Linked DNA regions of Homo sapiens: region 2 is linked to region 1. A link is an interaction called in ENCODE POLR2A ChIA-PET data of the cell type or tissue named here. Cell type or tissue: IMR-90. All regions are shown on one strand. Links, peaks and the distances in the headings refer to the core of each region. The heading gives the core; the rest is flanking DNA.

Region 1 (4,398 bases), core at 193-4,192:
GCCAATATCTATCTGTATTGCAACTAGGAGTTGTGATATACATATAAATATCTATAACTGCTATCTACTGAACAATTACAATAAACATTTATTTCATTTGAACAGCAGTTCTCAAACCTTTTGCTCTCAAGAATGCTTTATACTCTCAAAATCATTGAAGACCTCAAAGAACTTTTTTTTTTTTTTTTTTTGAGACAAAGTCTCGCTCTTGTTCCCTAGGCTGGAGTGCAATGACGCAATCTCAGCTCACTGCAACCTCTGCCTCCTAGGTTCAAGCAATTCTCATGATGTTTAATGTGTATAGAACTGGACTTCACATTTATAAGCAAAAAAAAAAAAAAAAAAAAAAAAATTTTACACATTTCAGGACCACAGTGAAAAAAAGTTTGCTTGGCTTTTTACCTGCTTGTCAAAATTTCCCTATACATAAATTATCAGTAACATATAGGCACACACACCTTCTCTCAGTGTGATAGTTATCCAATACCTATCCAGCACTTTGCTAGACAATCTAGGGGCTATGAACAAAATAAAAACTGGGGTCTCCCTAACACAGTCTAAGGTGTCAGTGTGGAAACAAGATATACACAAAGGGCAATGAAATAAAACCATATCAAAGCACGAGAAACAGAACCTACCAGAGGACACTGTTACTTAGCCTTTGAGGGCTCACAGCCTTCTCTGAAATCTGACAAAAGATGAAGAGGTTGGAGCCATGTTACTACTGGACTTTACCTTAAGGGTAATCGGGGGGAGCTGCAAAAGGCTCAGAGTAGGGCAAGAGATAAGGCATATCCAAGTCTCCTAGGTAATGATCAGCTTTGGGGTGTGCTACTGCTAACGTCTCAGGATATAGAGCCAGAAGCATTTGCCTAGAGCAAACACTGTGACCGAACATGTGGCATCAAACTTCTTATAGGCCTGCGTGATGGGAAGTAGAAGAGATGTAGAAGATAGGGTAATTAATTCAACAGCTCATATTCATTTGCATGACTGTGGTGGTAGTTCAAAAAACAACAACAACAAAAAACAAAAAAACTGGCCTGTACCCAGTACTTCAGATAAATACCTGTTGAAAATTTTTTAAATCGAGTAAAAAAGGACAAAAGGTCTGCAAACCTCATTTTCTAAAAAACAAACACAAAAGCAACCTTGTATGCATCCTTGCATGTTCATTGTACTCTCACCAATGATCTTGGGGTGTCATGACCCAGAATCACTAACGTAAGGATACCTGGTCTACCACTCTGTTTTTAAAAGACAGGTCAGAGTAATGGATATATTACCTCCCACATGCGCTACCATGCCTGACTAATTTTGTATTTTTAGTAGAGACGGGGTTTTTCCATGTTGGTCAGGCTGGTCTCGAACTCCCGACCTCAGGTGATCCGCTGGCCTCAGCTTCCCAAAGTGCTGGGATTACAGGTGTGAGCCACCGTGCTCGGCCGACGATCCTCTTAAAGGTAAACTAGGTGCCCTCGCTCTCCTACCAGAAGCCTACTCTTGGCCTCCCGTTGCACCCGCAATCCACCCAAACTTGTCACCTGGCCGAGAGAGCCCCACCTGCTTCGCCAACATCATTTTGTGCCACTCTGCCTTGCTCCCCCATCCTCCTCCAGCTACACCAGTCCTTCTCTAAGTTTCTGAAGAGGCATCCTTACATCCCGCCTTTGTATTTGTGAGTCCCTCACCCTGGAATTCTCTGTCCCAGAGCTGTGAATGGCTGACTGGTTCCCTTGTCCTCAACCAAGGGTCTAACTGTCCATTCCCTTATCTTGCCTTATTTTTCTTCATAGTACTCATTGCCACTCGACATTGTAAATATATTCATTTTCACTTTATTGGTTGTTTCTTGTCTGTCTCCCATCTGAACATAAGCTCCATGAGAGTAAAACTTCATCTGTTTTGTTCACTGCTGAATCTCCAATGTGTCAGGGTGTTTTGCCCTCTAGAGTAAGCACCCAAATACTTATTGAAAGAATTAATGAATGACTAGGTATTAGCTAGGAACAGTATTTCAGAATGAACAACGCTCAATGTCACAAAATTCTAATCTGGTTTATTTTTGAAAATACAAGAGAGAAACATTCACAGCACCATTATCTGGGAGTCTAACATTATAAGGATTATTAAAGGGGCTTAGTATGAATTTTAAAGCCTAAGAACAGTTATATATTAAGAGGCAGAGTCCCACTCTGTTACCCAGGCTGGAGTGCAGTGGTGTGATTTTGGCTCGCTGCAACCTCGGTCTCCTGTGTTGAAGTGTTTCTTGCACCTCAGCCTCCCAAGTAGCTGGGATTACAGGCGCCTGCCACCACGCCCAGCTAATTTTTGCATTTTCAGTAGAGACGGGGTTTTACCATGTTGGCTAGGCTGGTCTCAAACTCCTGGCCTCAAGTGATCTGCCCGCCTTGGCCTCCCAAGGTGCTGGGATTACAGGCATCAGCCATTGCACCCGGCCTGACTATAATAATTTTAAAAGCTATAAAGCTTAATTAGAAGCCAGGCAGTCAGGAGAGGCCCTCTCAGAGACCCCGGTCCCGGTCCCAAACACCTTTACTTCCACACAGGCATGTGTGGTATGTTTTCTTTACATTTGATTTTCTTCCTTTTTTATTGTCTGACTCACTCTCTAAGTTTCTCAAGTCAGAGCTGTGACTCATTCAATCCCGCCTCCCCAGAATCTGGTATGCTGTCTGGCATATAATGATACTCAATATCAATAAATGTTTGCTGGTTGAAGAAATGGCAGTATCAGGCCAGGCGTGGTGGCTCATGCCTGTAATCCCAGCACTTTGGAAGGCTGAGACAGGCGGATCACGAGGTCAGGAGATCGAGATCATCCTGGCCAACGTGGTGAAACCCTGTCTCTACTAAAAATACAAAAATTAGCTGGGCGTGGTGGTGCGCGCCTGTAATCCCAGCTACTCGAGAGGCTGAGGCAGGAGAATTGCTTGAACCTGGGAGGCGGAGGTTACAGTGAGCCGAGATCGCGCCACGGCACTCCAGCCTGGCAATAGGGCCAGACTCCGTCTCAAAAAAAAAAAAAAAAAAGGCAGTATTTCCTATTGTAAACTCTAATCTACTGGGTCCAAAATATTGGACACTGTTGCCATATAATTAACATACCTGGCTGGGCGCGGTGGCTCACGCCTATAATCCCAGCACTTTGGGAGGCCGAGGCGGGCGGATCACGAGGTCAGGAGATCGAGACCATCCTGGCTAACACGGTGAAACCCCGTCTCTACTAAAAATACAAAAAATTAGCCGGGCAAGGTGGCGGCTGCCTGTAGTCCCAGCTACTCGGGAGGCTGAGGCAAGAGAATGGCGTGAACCCCAGGGGGCGGAGCCTGCAGTGAGCCGAGATTGCGCCACTGCACTCCAGCCAGGGCGACAGTGAGACTCTGGCACAAAAAAAAAAAAAAAAAAAAAATTAACATACCTAAGGTTTTTTATTTTGAGATAAGTAAAATTTGGTAACCATTTCTAATTTATTTTTAGAGATGGAGTCTCACTCTGTCACCCAGGCTGGAGTGCAATGGCGCAATCTCGGCTCACTTCAACCTTCACCTTCTGGGTTCAAGCGATTCTCCCGCCTCAGCCTCCCGAGTGGCTGGGATTACAGGCACGCGCCACGACACCCAGTTAATTCTCATATGTTTAGTAGAGACGGGGTTTCACCATGTTGGCCAGGCTGGTCTCAGACTCCTGACCTCAAGTGATCCACCTGCCTCAGCCTCCCAAAGTGCTGGGATTACAGGCATGAGCCACCACACCCAGCCTAGTTTTATTTTTAATAAATGAGAATTTTAGGAAAACTTACCATTTTTTTTAAAATAAGGGAAAACTGGTTTCTCACCCAAATCACATAAGTCAAAGAATTCTTCACTATAAAATGAACTTTGTTTCATAAAGTATGTATGAAAGCAAGTTACTAATATTTCAAACCATTTAAAAACTGCATACAAAGTTACATCAATATTTTCTACAAAACAAAAGAGCATTTAATTCCAAATGGCCTAATCACACCCTAGTTATAGAATTCAGGGTCTACTCCAGGGACATAAGTCCAAATATGGTTGGAATTCAGAGATCCTGCAGACTTCAGGATGTATCAGTGACAAGCGAAAAGCTCATCCTATCCTAAATAGAGTTTAAATTCAAAATCACGGTACATTAAACAAAACATTTTAGTGAATATATTAAAAAATTAAACGTACATATGCCAAAGAACAGAAGCACAACAGATGAGAAAACCCAAGAATACTCTAACATATGTTTTGGTCCTCTAGCACTTTAATCAATTGAATCAACATAAAATTTTAGGATTCCCAATATTTCTGTGTGAATCTGACACCAAAAAGGCAGCTGGAGAAACAGCATCAAGTGACAATATGG
Region 2 (4,398 bases), core at 300-4,299, 220 kb after region 1:
AAATTAATGACACCTGTGAGGGGCACTCAACTTGGCCGTCACCCCAGCAGGGACACTGAGGTTGCTTCACTCCAAATCTGTAAACTTTAAGCTTGATAAAAAAAATTGAAAAGTGAAAGTGAGGAGTTCTGTGGCTGGGGTTCTATTACTGTTTTCTATTGGTGACAAGAACAAGGAAATGAAAGGATGATATGGGAGGGGTATTACAAAATGTACTCAGGGCTAGTGGGAAGAGAACGGAGTAGTGTCAGAAAGATCCCTTTTCCCCGTTATCCCCACCTTCTTCCCATCAGTGTTCATTTCCCAACCTCAGAAAAGTTGTGAGCCTGGGTAAAACAGTATGTGGCCACTCCAGAGTTAAAAGACAAATGGTAACCTAGGTAAAAATATTTGAAACATAAATGTAGACAATGAATTTATTTCCACAATATATAAAGAGTTCCTGCAGAACAATAAGAAAAAAACCACAAACCCACTAGAATAATGGGTAGTGGATGTGAATAGGCAATTTACATAAAATACAGATGGCAAATAAACATGAAAGATGTTCAACCATGCTGGTAATCAGGCAAATGCAAATTAAAACAACAATGCGAGAACATTTCCCATGCCTCAGGTTGACATGAATGAGATTGGTGATGTAAAGTGTTAAGGAGACTGGGAAACGGTCACACCGATATACTGCCGGTGGCAGTGTAAATTGAAACAGCCTCTCCGGAAGACAATTTTCACAGTAGCCAGTAAAACTGTAAGTTCACATTTTTGGGGGAAACACTGCAGTTCCTTGATGTGGCATCTCCCTTAGTGAAACATCCACACACAGGCACAGGGAGTATGGTCAAGATGGTCACTGGGAGCAACCTAAATATCCATCAGTTGAGGAAGGGTTAAACACCCTGCAGTGGTCTGAGGCTCCCCATCTTTTGAAGCACAGTCTGCACACCTCCATCACTGATGTTGAACCTGCTAGGTGCTCACTCTTCCAAGCATCCCTTGCAGCTAGGGGGTGGTCACGTGACCCAGGTGCCACCGATCAGACGTGCTCACTGAGACCTGGAAGCAGGGATAGTTCAGGGGCAGCAGAGAGGGCCCACCGATCCAGTGTTGTGTGTGATTTGGGGTACTGTCCCTGCTGACCTTAAGCCTGGTTCTGCAATCCTCCCAGGCTCCTCAAATCCCTTATTTTATTTTGAACTTTCACTGAAGTATAGCACACATAGAGAAAAATGCATAGGTCGTAAGCGATAACTTCATGAGCCTTCATAAGTGAGTACACTTGTGTAACCAGCCCTTCATCAAGAAACAGAATATTCCAGTTCCCTTAAGCTTCCCTTAATGCCCTCTTCCAGTCACGACTTCCCCGAGGCTAACCAAGGCGAGTTGTGTCTATTTCTAGTGCTTTATATAAATGGAATCAAATGATGTGTGCTTGTTTGTGTCTGGCCTCTTTCCCTTAATGTTCAAGTCTTTGAGATTCACCCATGCTGTTGAGTGTGGTTGCAGATCTTTCATTCTCATTGTTAGGCAAAATTCCATAGTTGGAGCAGTGTCTGAGTGTGTCTCTGTTCTTTCATTCATTCTTCTACTGATGGACATTTGGGTACTTTCTAGTTAGGGGAGATTTATGAATAGGGCTGCTATGAATATTTATATGTGTCCTTCTTGGTGAAAATCTGTCTGCACTACTATTGAGTGTAGTCCTCTCATTGGGTCTTATGGCAAGTGTATGTTTCACCTTATTAAGTTGCCAGTGTCTTCTGAAGTGCTTGCACCATTTTGCATTTCTACCAGTCATGTATGAGGGTTTTTTCTAAATGCTCCGTATTTTCATCCACTCTTGGTATTTTCCATATTTTTCATTTTAGCCATTCTAGTGGGTGTACAGTGGTTATCTCATCAAAGTTTTCATTTGCATTTCCCTGCTGAGCAAGGATGTTGATCACCTCTGTGTGTTTATTGATCCTTTGGGTATCCCCTTTTGTGAAATGCCTACTCGAGTCTTGGCCATTTTTGTTTATTGGATTGATTGTTCTTCCCCTCATAAAGTACTTTGAATAGACTGCTTCTCTGTTTAAATTACTGTATCAGCCAGGGCTTTCCAGAGAAACAAAACCTAACAGGATGCGTGTGTGTATATCTATTTATATTTAATTCAATTTTTAAAGGGATTGACTCATGCAATTGTAGAAGCTGGCAAATGTGAAATTTGTAGGGCAAGCCGGCAGACTGGGGACTCAGGCAAGACTTCTATGATACACACTTAAGGCAGAATTCCTTCTACCAAAAACTTGGATTTTGCTCTCAAGGCCTTGAACTGATTGAATGAGGCCCACACACATTATCGAGCCCATCTACAAAATATCTTTTATTTTTATTTGTATTTATTTATTTATTTTTTTGAGATGGAGTCTCACTCTGTTGCCCAGGTTGGAATGCAGTGGTGCAATCTCAGCTCCCTGTAACCCCCACTTCCCGGGTTCAAGTGATTCTCATGCCTCAGCCTCCCGAGTAGCTGGGATTACAGGCGTCCCCCACCATGCCGGGCTAATTTTTTGGTGTTTTTAGTAGAGATGGGGTTTCGCCATGTTGGCCAGGCTGGTCTCGACTTCCTGACTCAAGTGATCTGCCTTCCTTGACCTCCCAAAGTGTTGAGATTACAGGTGTGAGCCACCATGCGTGGCTCAGAATATCTTTTTTTTTTTTTTTTTTTTTTTTGAGACAGAGTCTTGCTGGGTTGCCCAGGTTGGAATGCAGTGGTGCAATCTCAGCTCACTGCAACCTCCGCCCCTCAGGTTCAAGTGATTCTCCTGCCTCAGCCTCCCAAGTAGCTGGGACTACAGGTGCCTGCCACCATGCCTGGCAAATTTTTTTTTTGTATTTTTAGTAGAGATGGGGTTTCACTATGTTGGCCAGGTTGGTCTCGAACTCCTGACCTCATGATCCGCCCGCCTTGGCCTCTCAAAGTGCTGGGATTACAGGTGTAAGCCACCAGCCCAGCACAGAATATCTTTATAGCAACATCTAGACTCATGTTTGACCAAACAACTGGACACTGTAACCTGGTCAAGTTGACACGTAAAATTTAACTACCACAATTACCCAGAGCTGTTTATGTTGCTCTCAACTCTTAGCTCTATCTAATCTACTGTGAACATACATGCACACTCACACACATGCACACACTACCAACAACAGTGGTAGACATTTCATTGTAAGTGCACAGAAGTAAATATGGAAGGATGCTAAACTCATTACATGACCCCCTTGGGGAATGTCCAGGATGGACATCAAAGGGGATTTTAACTACAAGCTGTAACTGTAAAAAATATTTTTAAGAATATAATAATGGGTTAATTGTATAATTAAAATTAATATTTAAGTGGCAAAACTTTTAAAAGAAAACCAAAGGAGTCGTTAAGTCCCCATTATTCATTCAGCAAATATTTACTGAGCACCTACTTTGCAATAGTTGTTGGAGACACTGGATAAGACAGATCCAGTCTCTATCTTGGTGGAGCTGACATCATAGTCGAGAAGACAGGCAATAAAGAAGCAAACAGGGAAATAGCAGATGATTTCAGAAAGTGTTCAGGAGTATTCTGAAAGCAAGCAAGCCATGTGCAGGGGCACAGTATGAATGGGGACAGGGTTATGTTGGTGTGGGAAGTCAGGGAAGGCCTCCCTGCAGTGATATTTGAGCTGAGCCCTGAAAGAGGAGAAGGAGCTGGAAGAGCACACTGAAAGAGGACAAGGAGCTGGAAGAGTGGGGACCAACTCGGTACATGCAAAGGTCCTGTATTAGTCCATTCTCACACTGCTAATAAAGACATACCCAAGATTTGGTAATTTACAAAGAAAAAGAACTTTAATGGACTTACAGTTCCACTTATAGGTCTGGGGAGGCCTCACAATCATGGCAGAAGGTGAAGGAGGAGAAAAGGCACGTCTTACATGGTGGCAGGCAAGAGATCATTGCAGGGGAACTGCCCTTTATAAAACCATCAGCTCTCTTGAGACTTATTCACTATCATGAGAACCGAATGGGAAAGACCCAACCCCATGATTCAATTACCTCCCACGGAATCCCTCCCACTACACATGGGGATTATGGGAGCTACAAATCAAGATGAGATATGGATGGGGACACAGCCAAATCATATCAGGTCCTGAGGCAGGAATGGACCAGATGAGCTGGGATGAGAACCCAAGCAAGCTTCTGACTTGGAAACCGAGGCTCAGAGAGGGATACACACAACTCAAGGCCACAGCACTGGACGTGGTATAACTGAACGAGAATCCAGCTGTGTGCTGGTGCAGAGCTGCCTGTACAGGAAGGAGGCCTCTGAGCTGCTCAAAGGGCTCTATCTGCACTCCCCCACAGAAATCCCCTTATGATCA

Evidence for each region. Peaks named below come from ENCODE experiments on the same cell type or tissue, not always from the same donor. Only the 100,000 strongest peaks of a DNase experiment are listed, where the experiment ranks them.
Region 2: POLR2A ChIA-PET joins it to region 1 with 12 read pairs; 4 of 35 experiments call an interaction of 5 or more read pairs at or near these places.

What each region holds. Positions count from the first base shown.
Region 1 is chr20:50,101,245-50,105,642 of GRCh38, forward strand. The region is part of intron 5 of PEDS1-UBE2V1 (PEDS1-UBE2V1 readthrough); the gene reads right to left. All of the region lies in intron 1 of UBE2V1 (ubiquitin conjugating enzyme E2 V1), which reads right to left. Among named protein-coding and RNA genes, the nearest start is that of UBE2V1, 9.7 kb to the right of the region's middle. In IMR-90, for the core only: no CTCF peak of the experiment used is centred there; a DNase peak (open chromatin) is centred at 2,667; H3K27ac peaks cover 533 bases.
Region 2 is chr20:50,324,395-50,328,792 of GRCh38, forward strand. No RefSeq gene overlaps it. Among named protein-coding and RNA genes, the nearest start is that of LINC01271, 5.3 kb to the left of the region's middle. In IMR-90, for the core only: no CTCF peak of the experiment used is centred there; no DNase peak of the experiment used is centred there.